Linked DNA regions of Homo sapiens: region 2 is linked to region 1. A link is a contact called in ENCODE Hi-C or POLR2A ChIA-PET data. All regions are on one chromosome and are shown on one strand. Each heading gives the region's core, a stretch centred on a gene start or an enhancer-like site at or near the end of the contact. The rest is flanking DNA. Distances are from core to core; before and after follow the strand shown. Region 1 has its middle 25 kb from the start of ADGRE1. Region 2 overlaps VAV1 (vav guanine nucleotide exchange factor 1).

Region 1 (7,583 bases), core at 2,439-4,938:
CTGAGGCAGGTGGATCATGAGGTCAGGAGTTCGAGACCAGCCTGACCAACATGGTGAAACCCGTCTCTACTAAAAGTACAAAAAATTAGCCAGGCATAGTGGCACGTGCCTGTAATCTCAGCTACTCAGGAGGCTGAGGCAGGAGAATTGCTTGAACCCGGGAGGCAGAGGTTGCAGTGAGCTGAGATCCCGCCACTGCACTCCAGCCTGGGTGACAGAGTGAGATTCCATCTCAAAAAAAAAAAAAGTACATTTTATGTATGTTTGTGTTTCGTGTCATGAAATGTTTTGTTATGAATTGGAGAGTCAGAGAGAGAGTGTCGGTTTACTGGAGCAGAAAACACCTCAGGAACCAGTACCGGGGTAGAAAAACCTGAACGGTAATTGACGAATCGCTCAAGACTCAGTGTGCAGAAGTCTTAGGGCAGCCCCCGCAGTTTCATAAGTTTTACAAACTTGTCAGAGGAGTTTGAACCAGTGTGACTCCATCTTGAACAGGAGCTGGGTAACATGAGGCTGCGACCTGCTGGGCATTCCCGGGAGATCAGGCATTCTTAGTCACAGGATGAGATAGGAGGTCGACACAAGATACAGGTCATAAAGACCCTACTGATTAAACAGGCTGCGGTAGAGAAGCCAGCCCAAATCCCACCAAAACCAAGATGGCGACAAAACTGACCTGTGGTTGTCCTCATTGTTCATTCTTATTATACACTAATTATCATGTATTAGCTGCTAAAAGAAACTCCCGCAAGCGCCATGACAGTTTACAGATGCCATGGCAATGTCCGGAAGCTATCCTAGAGAGTCTAGAAAGGCGAGGAACCCTTAGTTCTGGAAAATCCTCAACCCCTTCCCAGAACACTCCTGAATAATCCACACCCCGTGTTGTAACCGAGTGAGTTGCAGAGAAATGCCACACTCTGAGATGAATTCAGGCGACCGAGAGAAGGCTAGTGCTCAAAATTCTCTCGGCCCTGAGGAAGGGGCTAGATTTCTTTCTTTCTTTCTTTCTTTCTTTCTTTCTTTCTTTTTTTGAGGCAGAGTCTCGCTCTGTCGCCCAGGCTGGGGTGCAGTGGGACGATCTCGGCTCACTGCAAGCTCCGTCTCCTGGGTTCACGCCATTCTCCTGCCTCAGCCTCCCGAGTAGCTGGGACTACAGGCGCCCGCCACCACGCCTGGCTAATTTTTTTGTACTATTTTAGTAGAGACGGGGTTTCTCCGTGTTAGCCAGGATGGTCTCGATCTCCTGACCTCGTAATCCACCCGCCTCAGCCTCCCAAAGTGCTGGGATTACAGGCATGAGCCACTGTGCCCGGCAGGAACCATTTTTAAATATGCCAAAGCATTCTGTTCTTTTTTTACTTTTCTTTTTTTTTTTTTTTTTTTGAGACAGTCTCACTGTAATGCCCAGGCTGGAGTGCAGTGGTGCGATCTCGGCTCACTGCAAGCTCCGCCTCCCGGGTTCACGCCATTCTCCTGCCTCAGCTGCCCGAATAGTTGGGACTATAGGCGCCTGCCACCATGTCCGGCTAATTTTTTATATTTTTAGTAGAGACGGGGTTTCACCGTGTTAGCCAGGATGGTCTCGATCTCCTGCCCTTGTGATCCGCCTGCCTCGGCCTCCCGGAGTGCTGGGATTACAGGCATTAGCCACCATGCCCGGCCTCAAAAACTTTTTTATTTTTAAAGTTTTAAATAAAAACTTGCTAGCATGTTACTCCACTTTATTTTTCTCCATGGAGCTAATCTCTAAGTAAACTCCAGCTGAGGCCACATCCTCGCCCAGCTCCTTCCTCTGCCCCTTCCTGCTGCCTGTGGCCAGCATGGCCAAGGCAGGAAGGGAGATGCAGATTACATAGGACCTTATGGTTATCCCCGTGCCTGAGCTCTCTGATGTTAGTTGTGCTTTTGCTGGGTGGACTGGAGGCAAGGAAAGTGAGGATACTTATGATGACTTGAAATCAGCTGTGGGCCAGGTGCGGTGGCCCACACCTGTAATCCCAGCACTGTAAGAGGCCGAGGCGGGCAAATCATCTGAGGTCGGGAGTTCAAGACCAGCCTGGCAAACAGCCAAACCCCATCTCTACTAAAAATACAAAAGTTAGCTGGGCTTGGTGGTGGGCACTTGTAATCGAGCTACTCAGGCAGCGGAGGCAGGGAGAACTGCTTGGAACCCAGGAGGTGGAGGTTGCAGTGAGCTGAGATTGTGCCACTGCATTCCAGCCTGGGCAACAGAGCAAGACTCTATCTCAAAAACAAAAAAACAAAAAACAAAAAAAAAAGAAGAAAAAAGAAATCAGATGCGGTGGGACTATTTACACCATAGGAATGGGCACATTCTATGCGAATATCCACTGTTTGAATCATCCCCACTCCGGCCAGGCATGGTTCACACCTGTAATCCCAGCACTTTGGAAAGCCAAGGCAGGTGGATAACCTGAGGTCAGGAGTTCGAGACCAGCCTGGCCAACATGGTGAAACCCCGTCTCTACTCAAAAGAAAATACAAAAATTAGCTGGGCGTGGTGTCGGGCTCTTGTAGTCCCAGCTACTCGGGAGGCTGAGGGAGGAGAATCACTTGAACCTGGGAGGTGGAGGTTGCAGTGAGCCAAGATCACACCATTGCCCTCCAGCCTGGGCGACAGAGTGAGACTCTTTCTCAAAAATAAATAAATAAATCACCCCCACACCACGGCTCCCCAAATCCTGCAGCTTAGAGCTCAAACATCCAAACCTGACTTCTGAGGCCCCCTAACAGCCTTCTCTTTGGAAACAGTCTAATCAGAGAGTTTGAGACACTGAAGCCAAATCACCGAAGGCCACCAGAGGGCACTACATAGCTTCAAATTGGTGCTGTGGGGTTACAATGGGCAAGATACGCGGAACTTGGTTCCGCGGCTCAAATGCCAGGACAATGCGGAAGTGTTGGCTGCCTAAGAACAAGTCCCGCCTTGCGTGAATGGTACCCATGAAATATGACAGCTCCCTATGTGACAATCTGCCTCGCGCCTCACTTCATTGCCTGGAATTCCACCATTAGGGAGTCATTCCTTTGGATAAAAAATGTTCCTCTGGAAAAAAAAAAAAAAAGTTCCTCTGGGCCGGGCGCGGTGGCTCACGCCTGTAATCCCAGCACTTTGGGAAGCCGACGCGGGCGAATCACCTGAGGTTAGGAGTTCGAGACCAGCCTGGCCAACATGGTGAAACCCCATCTCTACTAAAAATACAAAAATTAGCTGGGCGCTGTAATCTCAGCTACTCGGGAGGCTGAGGCAGGAAAATCGCTTGAACCTGGGAGGCGGAGGTTGCAGTGAGCCAAGATCGCGCCACTGTGCTCCAGCCTGGGAGACAAGAGCGAGACTCGGTCCCACCCCCACCCGCCCCCCCCACAAAAAATGTTTCTCTTCCAGAAAATATTAAATAGTTCAAGTTGAGACCCCTAGAAAGCACTAGAAATTAAAGACGTGGGAAGAATCCTCAGACCACAGAAAACAGCTGTAGGTGGAGACCCTTCCACCTACTTTGTATTTCTCTGCCTTCTCAACAATATGAACGTGTTTGGCTGCGGACGTTGGCTCACGCCTGCAATGCCAGCGCTCTGGGAGATTGCGCTATCGAGGTGGCGCACTACTGCTGCTGTCCATCAGGGGGCAAGCGCGGCTTTAATTTGTGGCTGTCTGCGGTGGGACTGCCTGGCGATGTGTCTGTGTGATGTTTAGGAATGTCCCTGTTTGATCTAGTGGGTGTCTGTCTGACGGCGTTTGAAGTCTATATCCGCTGATTTCATTTGTCTTTATCAGTGTTTGTAAATTCTTAGGGCTGGGGGTAGGAGTGAGTGAGTGTGTGTGTGTGTGTGTGTGTGTGTCTGTCTGTCTGTATTGGGGGCTGTCCGTTGTACATTCACCATGTTGGCCAGGCTGGTTTCGAACTCCTGAGCTCAAGTGATCCACCTGCCTCGGCCTCCCAAAGTGCTAGGATTATAGGCATGAGCCACCACGCCCGGTCTCCCAACAACTTTTCACCCACCCCACCCCCACTTTCCTCCCTCTCCAAGCAAAATGAGCCCCTTGAAGTTTCCAGAACCTACCAGGATCACTATCATTTGCCCCTCTCCCTAAAAAACTTTCCCTTCATTATTTATTATTATTATTATTGAGTCTCACTCTGTCGTCCAGGCTGGGGTGCAGTGGTGCAATCTCAGCTCACTGCAATCTCTGCCTCCCAGGTTCAAGTGATTCTCCTACCTCAGCCTCCCGAGTAGCTGGGATTACAGGCACCTGCCACCACACCGGCTAATTTTTGTATTTTTAGTAGAGATGGGGGTTTCACCATGTTGCCCAGTCTGGTCTCGAACTCCTGACCTCAAGTGATCCGCCGCCTCGGCCTCCCCAAGTGCCGGGATTACAGACATGGACCACCGTGCTAGGCTGTCCCCTCATTTATTTTCTAGGTGACTCCATCCAGCTGATTATACAGTTGCCACCTTAGATGTTTCCTCCTCCAGGAAGCCCTCCCTGACCATCCTCCCCTACTCAAGCCTGGGTTAGATCTGTATTTGCTCCCACAGCCACCTGTGTTCCTTATGAAATTCATCAACTCTGTGTTATAATTGCCTGGTTGATTGTTAAGTCCCCTACTGGATTATACGTGCTTTTCAGGCAGGTCTGCGCCTGAGTCATTCACACAGCCTGGGGCTGAAGGTGAGGGCCACCCAGGAACTCCAAGAACAAGTCCATGACCTCAACCTCACCAACACCCTGAACTAGACAGCCCAGGTAGCCACCTTAGGCCATAGGTAGGTTCATGGTGTGACTCTGGGGGAGTCACGGGAGGGGCAGAAACCCCCCGTCCTAGTTCCTGATCCCTTGTGACTGCATTGCTTCCTCCAACACCCATTTCTAGATTCATGGTTCCTCAAACATGAAAAACACTTCACTCCAGGCTTCAGAGGCTATATCCTGCACCTGGCCAGGTGTGTGCAGGTACCATCTAGGCGTTGGCTTACCTGGGGTTGCAGAGAGAGCTAGGATATACCAAGATCCCCACCCGGCACTAGAGTGACGGTTAAGAGCGTGGTTCTGTGCTTAGGTGCATACCGACTCTCTGCCTGTGGCGAGCTGATTTTATCTTTCTCTGGTTCAGAGAGGCGAAGTCTTTCCCAAAACTTTATAGCTAATTTCACAGGGGCACAGAGGACCTTAGAATCTCTTGGAGCCCTGACCACTATGCTCTATTTCATATAAAAATAAAAACTGGCCAGGCCCAGTGGCTCACGTCTGTAATCCCAGCACTTTGGGAGGCCGAGGCGGGCGGATCACAAGGCGAGGAGATCAAGACCATCCTGACTAACACGATGAAACCCCATCTCTACTAAAAATGCAAAAAATTAGCCGGGCGTGGTGGCGGGCACCTGTAGTCCCAGCTACTCGAGAGGCTGAGGCAGGAGAATGGCGTGAACCCGGGAGGCGGAGCTTGCAGTGAGCCGAGATCGCGCCACTGCCCTCCAGCCTGGGCGACAGAGCAAGGCTCCGTCTCAAAAACAAAAAAAACAACAACAACAAAAAGAAACCCGGCCGGTTGCAGTTGGCTCACGCCTGTAATCCCAGCACTCTGGGAGGCTGAGGTGGGCAGATCACGAGGTCAGAAGATCGAGACCATCCTGGCCAACATGGCGAAACCCCTGTGTCTCTACTAAAAATACAACTGTTAGCTGGGTGTGGCGGCGTGTGTCTGTAATCCCAGCTACTCGGGAGGCTGAGGCAGGAGAATCGCTTGAACTTGGGAGGTGGAGGTTGCAGTGAGCCAAGATTGCACCACTGCACTGCAGCCTGGCGACAGAGCTAGACTCCATCTCAAAAATAAATTAATAAATAATAAAATAAGATAAAATACCACGAAGCTGGCTGTGAGATTAATCTAGATACTGTGTAGGAAGTGCTTACTTTCATGGCGCCAGACAACACTGAATACTTGACACGGGAGGTGCCTCTGTTAGTAGTATGGTAGGGTAATATATTTGGAAGTATGAACTACTTTTTCCCAAATTAATTTATAGCCCATGATCCTTCCCCAGCCCTGTCAGCTTAGGCCAGCCCATCTTTTTGCCTCCTAAGGGTTATGCTAGCAGCCTGCAGATTTACCCAAAAAGCAACTCCCTGGCTTTTGTTGGTCAGTTGGTTACTTGGTTGTTTCTTTGCTTTGTTTTGTTTTTTGTTCTTTGTTTTTGTTTTTGTTTGAGATGGAGTTTTGCTCTGTCACCCAGGCTGGAGTGCAGCGGTGCAGTCTCATCTCACTGCAACGTCCCCCTCCCAGGTTCAAGTGATTCTCTTATCTCAGCCTCCCAAGTAGCTGGGATTACAGGTACCTGCCACCACGCCCGGCTAATTTTTGTATTTTTAGTAGAGATGAGATTTCACCATGTTGGCCAGGCTGGTCTCAAACTCCTGACCTCAAGTGATCTGCCCGCCTCGGCCTCCCAAAGTGCTGGGATTATAGGCGTGAGCCACTGTGACTGGCCTGGTTGGTTTTTAGAGATGAGGTCTCACTCTGTTGCCTAGGCTGGAGTGCAGTGGTGCAATCATAGTTCACCACAGCCTCCACCTCCTGGGCTCAAGCAATCCTCCCACCTCAGCCTCCTGAGTAGCTGGGACTACAGTTGTGTGCCACCATGCAGAGCTAATTTTTTTATTTTTTTTATTTTTTTATTTATTTTTTTTTTTTGTAGAGAGGAAGATCTTACTATTTTGTGCAGGCTGGTCTCGAGCTCCTGGCCTGAAGCAATCCTCTGCCCTCAGCCTCCCTGGCTTTTGAACTTCAAAATCTTCCTTGGAGATCCTGAATCTTAGTTTATGAGCATTAAAAGTCTAAGGGCTGGGCGCAGTGGCTCACGCCTATAATCCCAGCACTTTGGGAGGCCGAGGCTGGTCGATCACAAGGTCAGAAGATCGAGACCATCTTGGCCAACATGGGGAAACCCCGTTTCTACTAAAACTACAAAAATGAGCCGGGTGTGGTGGCGGGTGCCTGTAATCCCAGCTACTTGGGAGGCTGAGGTAGGAGAATCACTTGAACCCAGGAGGCGGAGGTTTCAGTGAGCCGAGATTGCGCCACTGTACTCCAGCCTGGGTGACAGAGCAAGACACCATCTCAAAAAAAAAAAAAAAAAAAATGCCAGGCGTGGTGGCTCATACCTGTAATCCCAGCACTTTGGGAGGCCGAGGCGGGTGCATCACGAGGTCAGGAGATCGAGACCATCCTGGCTAACAAGGCAAAACCCCGTCTCTACTAAAAATACAAAAAATTAGCCGGGTGTGGTGGCAGGCGCCTGTAGTCCCAGCTACTCGGGAGGCTGAAGCAGGAGAATGGCGTGAACCCAGGAGGCAGAGCTTGCAGTGAGCTGAGACCGCACCACTGCACTCCAGCCTGGGTGACAGAGCAAGACACCGTCTCAAAAAAAAAAGAAAAAAAAAAAGCTTAAGAAAATAAATTTCATGTAATGTATATTTTACTGCAATTTTAATAATTAATAAAGACTATTAAATAAAAAATGGCCAGGTGAGGTGGCTCACGCCTGTAATCCCA
Region 2 (7,583 bases), core at 1,383-3,882, 34 kb after region 1:
GTAATCCCAGCATTTTGGGAGGCTGAGGTGGGCGGATCACGAGGTCAGGAGTTTGAGACCAGCCTGACCAATGTGGTGAAACTCCGTCTCTACTAAAAATACAAAAAAATTAGCTGGGCGTGGTGGCGGGCACCTGTAATCCCAGCTACTCAGGAGGCTGAGGTAGGAGAATCTCTTGAACTCAGGAGGCGGAGGTTGCAGTGAGCCGAGATCATGCCTCTGCACTCCAGCCTGGTGACAGAGCGAGGCTCCGTCTCAAAAAAAGAAATAGAGAAGCCACAGACCAGAGCACAGGGGGAACTCCAGGGCAAAAACTGAAGCGAACGGAAGAGTTCACAGGAGAAAAAGCAGAAGGAAGTAAGGAAGAGCCGAGAGGGAGAGGGGTCTCAGCTTAAATGTCACTTCCACAGAGAATGTCCCTGAACAATGGAGGTAAGATAGCTCCCCCTCCCACCCTCACCTACCACAGCCACATCTCCTGTTTCATTCATTTATTTTTTAATAGAGACAGGATCTCACTCTGTGGTCCTAGCTGTAGTGCAATCATAGCTCTCTGCAGCCTCCAACTCCTAGCCACAGGCGATCCTCCCACCTCAGCCTCCCATGTAGCTAGGGCTACAGGCATGTGCCACCAAGCCCAGCTAAATTTTTTTTTATGTTTTGTAGAGACGGGGATCTCCCTATGTTGCCCAGGCTGATCTCAAACTCCTGGGCTCAAGCAATTCTCCCACCTCGGCCTCCCAAAGTACTGGGATTACAGGCATGAGCCACTGCACCCAGCCACCTACTTTATTTTCTTTGTAGAAAGCATCCCATAAGAACGCAAGTACCATACAAGAAATAAAATAAGCTGGGCACAGTGGCTCACGCTTGTAATCTCAGCACTTTGGGAGGCCAAGATGGGCAGGTCACTTGAGGTCAGGAATTTGAGACCAGCCTGGCCAACATGGTGAAACCTCGTCTCTACTAAAAATACAAAATTTAGCTGGGCATGGTGGTGGGTGCCCGTAATCCCAGCTACTCGGGAGGCTGAGGCAGGAGAATTGCTTGAACCTGGGAGCCAGAGGTTGCAGTGAGCCAAGACCGTGCCACTGCATTCCAGCCTGAACAACAGAGTGAGACTGTCTCAAAAACAAACCAACAAACAAACAAAATGAAAATTCTGTTTTGCTTTCCATTTTAGTCCTAGTGCCTAGAAGAGTGCCCTGGATATAGTAGGTGCTCAATTTAAAAACTGTTGAGTGGGCTCACGCTTATAATCCCAGCACTTTGGGAGGCCGAGGCAGGTGGATCACGGGGTCAAGAGATCGAGACCATCCTGGCCAACATGGTGAAACCCTGTCTCTACCAAAACTACAAAGATTAGCTGGGCGTGGTGGTGTGTGCCTGTAGTCCCAGCTACTCGGGAGACTGAGCCAGGAGAATCGCTTGAACCCAGGAGGCGGAGGTTGCGGTGAGCCGAGATTGTGCCACTGCACTCCGGCCTGGCGACAGAGCGAGACTCCATCTTAAAAAACAGAACAAAACAAACAAACAAAAAACACCTGTTGAGTGGATTAACACACACTTCCATGTAGATGTAGTCTGGCAAACAGGCACATGCCCAAGTGGAGAGGGCTAAGCTGCCGACTGCGTGGAGGACCCCATAGTTCCGGCGTCAAAGCCCCACCTTCTTGTTGTCTCGGTCTCCTGAAGAGTCATCCCGAACCTGGAAGCTGTGCAGGTTTACAAAGTCCTTGAGGTCATAGGAGTCTCCCCTGCGCTTACAGATGAGTAGAGCTTTGTCGAGCAGGAAGGCATACCTGGAAGGATGGATAACGCATTCCTGTCTGGCTCTTCCCAACTGTCCCCATCAGCCCTCTGACCAGTTCCTCCACATCCTGGTCCCACCCTGCCCTTCTCCTCCTCCTTGGCCAACTTGGCCATGCCCACCTGTCCATCCTGACTTCACCCACGTGATCCGCATTGGCCCTACTGCCTGTCAGTCTTCGCTCCACCCATACCCCTCGCTGGCCCTGTCCTGCCTGTCCATCAAGGCTCCACCGCCTTCTCTGGATGGGTCTACCACCTGTCTGTCTAGAAATCTTGCCTCACCCCCACTCAGGTCCCTCCCCAAATTCATCTTAATTCCACCTACAAGTCTACATAAGAACCTGGCCCCACCCCTACCCAGGCTCCACCCCAGATCTGTGTTGGCTCCACCCACCTGTCCATCTAGGAGCCTGGCCACGCCCCTATCCAGGCTCTTCCCCAGACCTATGTTGACTCCACCCAACTGCCTATCTAGAAACCTGGCCCCATCCCTACCCAGGCTCCACCACAGATATGGTTTGCTCCACTCACCTACCCATCTAGGAGCCTGGCCCCCACCTTGCCCAGGCTCCACCCAGATCTGTGTTGACTCCACCCACCTGCTCATCTAGGAGCCTGGCACCATCCCTGCCCAGGCTCCTCCCAGATCTGTGTTGACTCCACCCATCTGCCTATCTAGAAGCCTGGCTCTGCCCCTGCCCAGGCTCTGCTCCAGATCTATGTCGACTCCACCCACCTGTCCATCTAGAAGCCCGGCCCCGCCCCTGCCCAGGCTCCACCCAGATCTGTGTTGACTCCACCCACCTGCCCATCTAGGAGCCTGGTCCCACCCCTTTGCCCAGGCTCCATCCCAGATCCATGTTGACTCCACCCACCTGTCCATCTTGGAGCGCCGTTCCACCGAGGTGATCTTGAGTTCCCCGTCGATCTTGGGCCGGCCATAGTGAGCCAGAGACTGGTCCTATGCAGTAGGCAGGGGGTCTAGCAAGGGTCTCCCAAGAAAGGAGCCAGACACACACTCTCCCCACGTGGCCACACCCCTGGCCCACCCGGCTCCACCGCCTCACCAGGTTCTCAATGGACAGCTGGAAATTGGTGATCTGTCGCAGTGTCTCGTTGTCTCGCTTGACCTCGTTCACGCACTGAGCCAGGTCCTGGGGAGGGGGCAGGGGTGAACCTGGCCCCCCAACAGCCGACCCAGGCTCCTACCTAATCCCGGCTAGAGGATCAGCCCCTACCAGGAGGGTGTCTGCAGCAGGTGAGTCACCAGCACCCTACACCCACTCACCCTCATGGCATCCAGGGCCAGCCGCAGGTTCTCCTTCTCCATCGCCTCCTGCGTGTGTTTCACCAGCTCCTGAGAGAACCAAGACGTCAGACGTCACCTGGGCCCCTCCCCTTCTCCCTGCGGGGAGGGCCTTCCAAACAATGCTAGCTCACCAGCTCCTCCATCGTACTGCTGACCCTGGAGGCTGAGACATGACCCCAGTGACCCATCCCCGAGCGTCCTAGAGACCCAACCCCCAGAAGCCAGCCCCGTCCCCACTTTTATAGACACAGGAGAGTAGGTACGTGGAGCCCACGCCTAGAGATGTGCCTGGCACCTGGAGAAGGAGGTGATATTTGAGAACTCGCTGCATAGGCACCATCAGCAGGTCCCGCAGGGTGAACCTCCCGTTGTTGGCTCTCTGAGAACATTCCTGGGGAATCAGAGAACAATGGGGAAACTGAGGCAGGTCCCAGAAACAGCCAGTTGCAGGGTGGGTGCAGATAGATTTGAATAAATACGTGAGCAGCTCTCCACCCCAGAGCTGTGGGAATTTTTCTAGAGGCCAAAGCATCATATCTGCCCCCAAGGAAACAGGAAAAGGACTCCATGAGGTGGGGGCAGCTTGAGAACCACTGGAAGGAACTTTGGGAGGCCGAGGCGGGAGGATCACTTGAGGTCAGGAGTTCAAGACCAGCCTGGCCAACACGGGGAAACCCCGTCTCTGCTATGAAAAAAAAAAAAATAGCTGGCGTGGTGGCAGACTCCTGCAATCCCAGCTACTCAGGAGACTGAGGCAGGAGAATTGCTTGAACCCGGGAGGCAGAGATGGCATTGAGCTGAGATCACACCACTTCACTCCAACCTGGGTGACAGAGGGAGACTCCATCTCAAAAAACAAAGACAAACAAACAAACAAAAAAGCAATGGGAAGAGGCTGGGCACGATTGCTCAGGCCTGTAATCCTAGCTCTTTGAGAGGCTGAGTGGGTGAGTCGCTTGAGCCCAGGAGTTTGAGACCACCCTGGATAACATGGTGAAACCCCATCTCTGCAAAAAACACAAAAATTAGCCAGGAATGGTGGCATGCATCTGTAGTCCCAGCTACTCAGGAGGCCAAGGTAGGAGTTGGGAGGATTGCTTGAGTCCAGGAGGTCGAGGCTGTGGTGAGCTATGATCATGCCACTACACTCCAGCTTGGGGGACAGAATGAGACCCTGTCTCAAAAAAACAAAACAAAACAAAACAAACAAACAAACAAACCCACTGGAATGTGGCAAATGCTGCCTGGGATAGAGGTCCAGTATTCTGCCTGCTGAGGGGGGCTGGAGATGGGGAGGGGGACAGATCTGGAGAGCCCCCGTCCTCACCACCCCTGCCCTGTCTGTGTTTCCACCAGACAGATCCAGGTTGAAGTTCAGTTCAAGATCAAGTTCAGCCTGGGATCAGGGGTTGGTTGGAATTGGGGTTCAGTGAGAAGTGGGAGCTCAGCCCGACTTGGGGTACAATCAGTGCTAGGGCTCAGCCCAGGGCTGGGGTTGAGTGTGAGATCAGAGCTCAGTTCAGGGTCAGGACTTCACCCTGATATCAGGGGTCAGCCCAGACCCAGGGCCAGCCCATTTCTGTTCTTCTCCATTTCCTCTGCTTGGCTGGCTAGTACCTCCCTCCCTAGTCCTTTGGTGGATCTCTGGCTGGGCTGCAGCAGAAAGTGGACCATCTGCAACTCAGTGTCCTCCCTGCTGCCCCCAGGGCCTGGGGAGGAGCGGGAGAGGCCCCCGAGAAGTGGCCCGGCGCCCACCTCCAGCTTCATCTGCACGTCCTCCCGGGCTGCGGCCACACGGTCCAGGTGTTTGCTGGCTGACTCCACCTGGCTGCAGTAGCGGCCATAGACGAGGAACCTACAGGGAGAAGACAGGCCACCAGGTAAAGGTGACTGGCATCAAGGTCGGGCAGAGGCTGGCGTCAGCCCTGGCCTTGCTCTTCCCCGCTGGAGAAGAAACCTGAGTCCCAGTTTCTCCATCTGTGAAATGGGCATAACAATAGCATCTCCCATGTGAGGCTATTGTAGCATTATCTCATTTAATGCTACAGTAATTTCACCACAGTACCTGGTATTGTCTCTGCCCAATGTTTATTTATTTTTATTTAATTTAATTAATTTATTTATTTTTGAGACGGGGTTTCACGCTTGTCTCCCAGGCTGGAGTACAGTGGTGTGATCTGGGCTCAGTGCAACCTCCATCTCCCGGGTTCAAGCGATTCTCCTGCTTCAGCCCCCCGAGTAGCTGGGATTACAGACACCTGCCACCATGCCTGGCTAATTTTTGTATTTTTAGTAGAGACGGGGTTTTGCCATGTTGGCCAGGCTGGTCTCGAACTCCTGACCTCAAGTGATCTGCCCTCCTCGGCCTCCCAAAGTGCTGGAATTACAGGCGTGAGCCACCACGCCTGGCCTGTTTTTATTTCTGAGACAGAGTCTTGCTCTGTTGCCTAGGCTGGAGTCCAGTGGCATGATCTTGACTCACTGCAACCTCCGCCTCCCGGGTTCAAGCAATTCTCCTGAGTAACTGGGATTACAGGTGCATGCCACCACGCCCAGCTAATTGTTTTTTGTATTTTTAGTTGTATTTTAGTTGTATTTTTAGGCGATGGAGACGGGGTTTCACCATATTGGCCAGCCTGGTCTTGAACTCCTCACCTTAAATGATCCACCCGCCTCAGCCTCCCAAAGTGCTGGGATTACAGGCATTAGCCACCACACCTGGCCAATGTTCCTTCATTTAACAAATACTTATTGAGCATCTACTATGTGCCAGGCCCTGTGTGCATCCGTATAGTCAACCCTCACCACCAGCCTAGGAGGCACATTCCTGTGGCCCACTGATGTACAGATGAGGAAGCAGAAGCACAGAGAGGTTAAGTGACTACCCAGTGCCACACAGCAGAGCTGGGAATTGAACCAGAGATGGGCAGCCCCTCGCCCATGAACACACAGCAAAAAGTCCTCCCCGTCCAGTGGTGTCTGAGGGTAAGGTCTCTCAGATGCCCAGCCTAGGCAAGACAGAGTGACCCCAGAGCTTCAGTCTGGCCAGCTGGGTCTCACCTCTCCTTGTATTTGATGAAGACCTGGTAGAGATTGGCTGCGCCAGGGGTGCCCAGGGCTTCCTTCATCTCCTTTAGGAAGTGAGTATGAACACGAAGCAGGTCCTACTCGGAGGGAAGGGTGAGGGCTGGGACCAGAGCCCAGGGCTCAGGGGGCCAGGAAGGAAAGGGTCATCCACCCGCCCCATGCCGCTCAACTCCCAACCCCCGTACTCCAGGGAGAGGTAGGGGCAGCAGGTTATCCGCACTAGACAGACCCAAGAGGGCTGGGGATCGGCCGGCTCACCTCAATGTTGATAAAGATGATCTCAATGTCTTGAGGTTTCAGGAACCGTTGCAGGGGCTTCAAGAAATGCTGCGGGGAAGGGAGAGAAAGATGACGGAAGATAAGATTCCCTCCTCCAGACCAGTCTCAGAGAGACAGGGGAAGGAGACAGAGAGAGGGAGATAAAGAGAGGCAGCGCGTCCACACAAAAACTTGTACAAGAATGTTCACAGTGAAATTATTCATAATAACCCAAAAGCGGAAACAACCAAAATGCTTATCAATGGGTAAATGGGTGTTTCAAATGTGGTCCGGCCAGGTGCGGTGGCTCACGCCTGCAATCCCAGCACTTTGGGAGCCTGAGGTGGGTGGATCACGAGGTCAGGAGTTCAAGACCAGCCTGGCCAAGATGGTGAAACCCCGTCTCTACTAAAACTACAAAAATAAGCTGGGCACGGTGGCAGATGCGTGTGATCCCAGCTACTCAGGAGGCTGAAGCAGGAGAATCACTTGAACCTGGATGGCAGAGGTTGCAGTGAGCTGAGATCACGCCACTGCACTCCAGCCTGGGTGACAGAGTGAGACTCTATCTCAAAAAAGAAAAAAAAAATGTGGTCCATCCATACAATGGAATATTATTCAGCCATGAAAAGGAATGAAGCTCTGACACAGGCTACAATGTGGATGAACCTTGAAAACACTACGCTCAGCAAAAGAAGCCAGACACATATAAACCACATAGTATGTGATGCCCTTTATATGAAATGTCCAGAAGAGGCCAATCCACAGAGACAGCGAGTAAGCTCGTGGTTGCCATGGACCGGGGGAAGATAAGAGATTGAAGGGGAACAGCTAAAGAGTTTGGGGTTTCTTTGGGAGATGATGAAAACGTTCTAAAATTAAGGCCGGGGTGGTGGCTCACACCCAAAATCCCAACACTTTGGGAGGCCAAGGCAGGAGGATCACTTGAGGCCAGGAGTAGGAGACCAGCCTGGGCAACATAGCAAGACCCCATATCTACAAAAAAAATTAAAGAATTAAGCAGGGTGTGGTGGCATGCACCCGTGGCCCCAGCTCCTCAGGAGGTTAAGGCAGGGGGATCACTTGAGCCCAGGAGTTCGAGGCTGCAGTGAACTAT

Evidence for each region. Hi-C counts contacts between places; a loop is a spot of excess contacts on that map. ChIA-PET counts read pairs that join two places held with the same protein, here RNA polymerase II (POLR2A). Pooled maps may share reads with other maps.
Region 2: a map of HCT116 shows a loop between it and region 1 (3-fold over the local background). The contact joins two enhancer-like sites. A Hi-C loop is called at or near these places in 2 of 168 maps with a recorded cell type or tissue (CD14-positive monocyte and HCT116) and 5 of 50 pooled maps. POLR2A ChIA-PET finds 5 or more read pairs at or near these places in 7 of 52 experiments (B cell, MCF 10A, OCI-LY7 and 4 more).

The regions. Positions count from the first base shown.
Region 1 is chr19:6,859,001-6,866,583 of GRCh38, reverse strand. No RefSeq gene overlaps it. Among named protein-coding and RNA genes, the nearest start is that of ADGRE1, 25 kb to the left of the region's middle. RefSeq lists an enhancer at 3,441-3,580. Within about 2 kb of position 3,688, at least 14 of the 41 ENCODE cell types and tissues checked have a DNase peak (open chromatin) inside an H3K27ac peak, as active enhancers do; they include B cell, where a contact is called at or near this core.
Region 2 is chr19:6,824,005-6,831,587 of GRCh38, reverse strand. It overlaps VAV1 (vav guanine nucleotide exchange factor 1), which reads right to left. Exons shown (of 27, transcript NM_005428.4): 7 at 6,467-6,535; 8 at 6,182-6,285; 9 at 4,877-4,976; 10 at 3,417-3,512; 11 at 3,101-3,169; 12 at 2,880-2,966; 13 at 2,688-2,773; 14 at 1,670-1,802. Among named protein-coding and RNA genes, the nearest start is that of VAV1, 55 kb to the right of the region's middle. Within about 2 kb of position 2,632, at least 4 of the 41 ENCODE cell types and tissues checked have a DNase peak (open chromatin) inside an H3K27ac peak, as active enhancers do; they include B cell, where a contact is called at or near this core.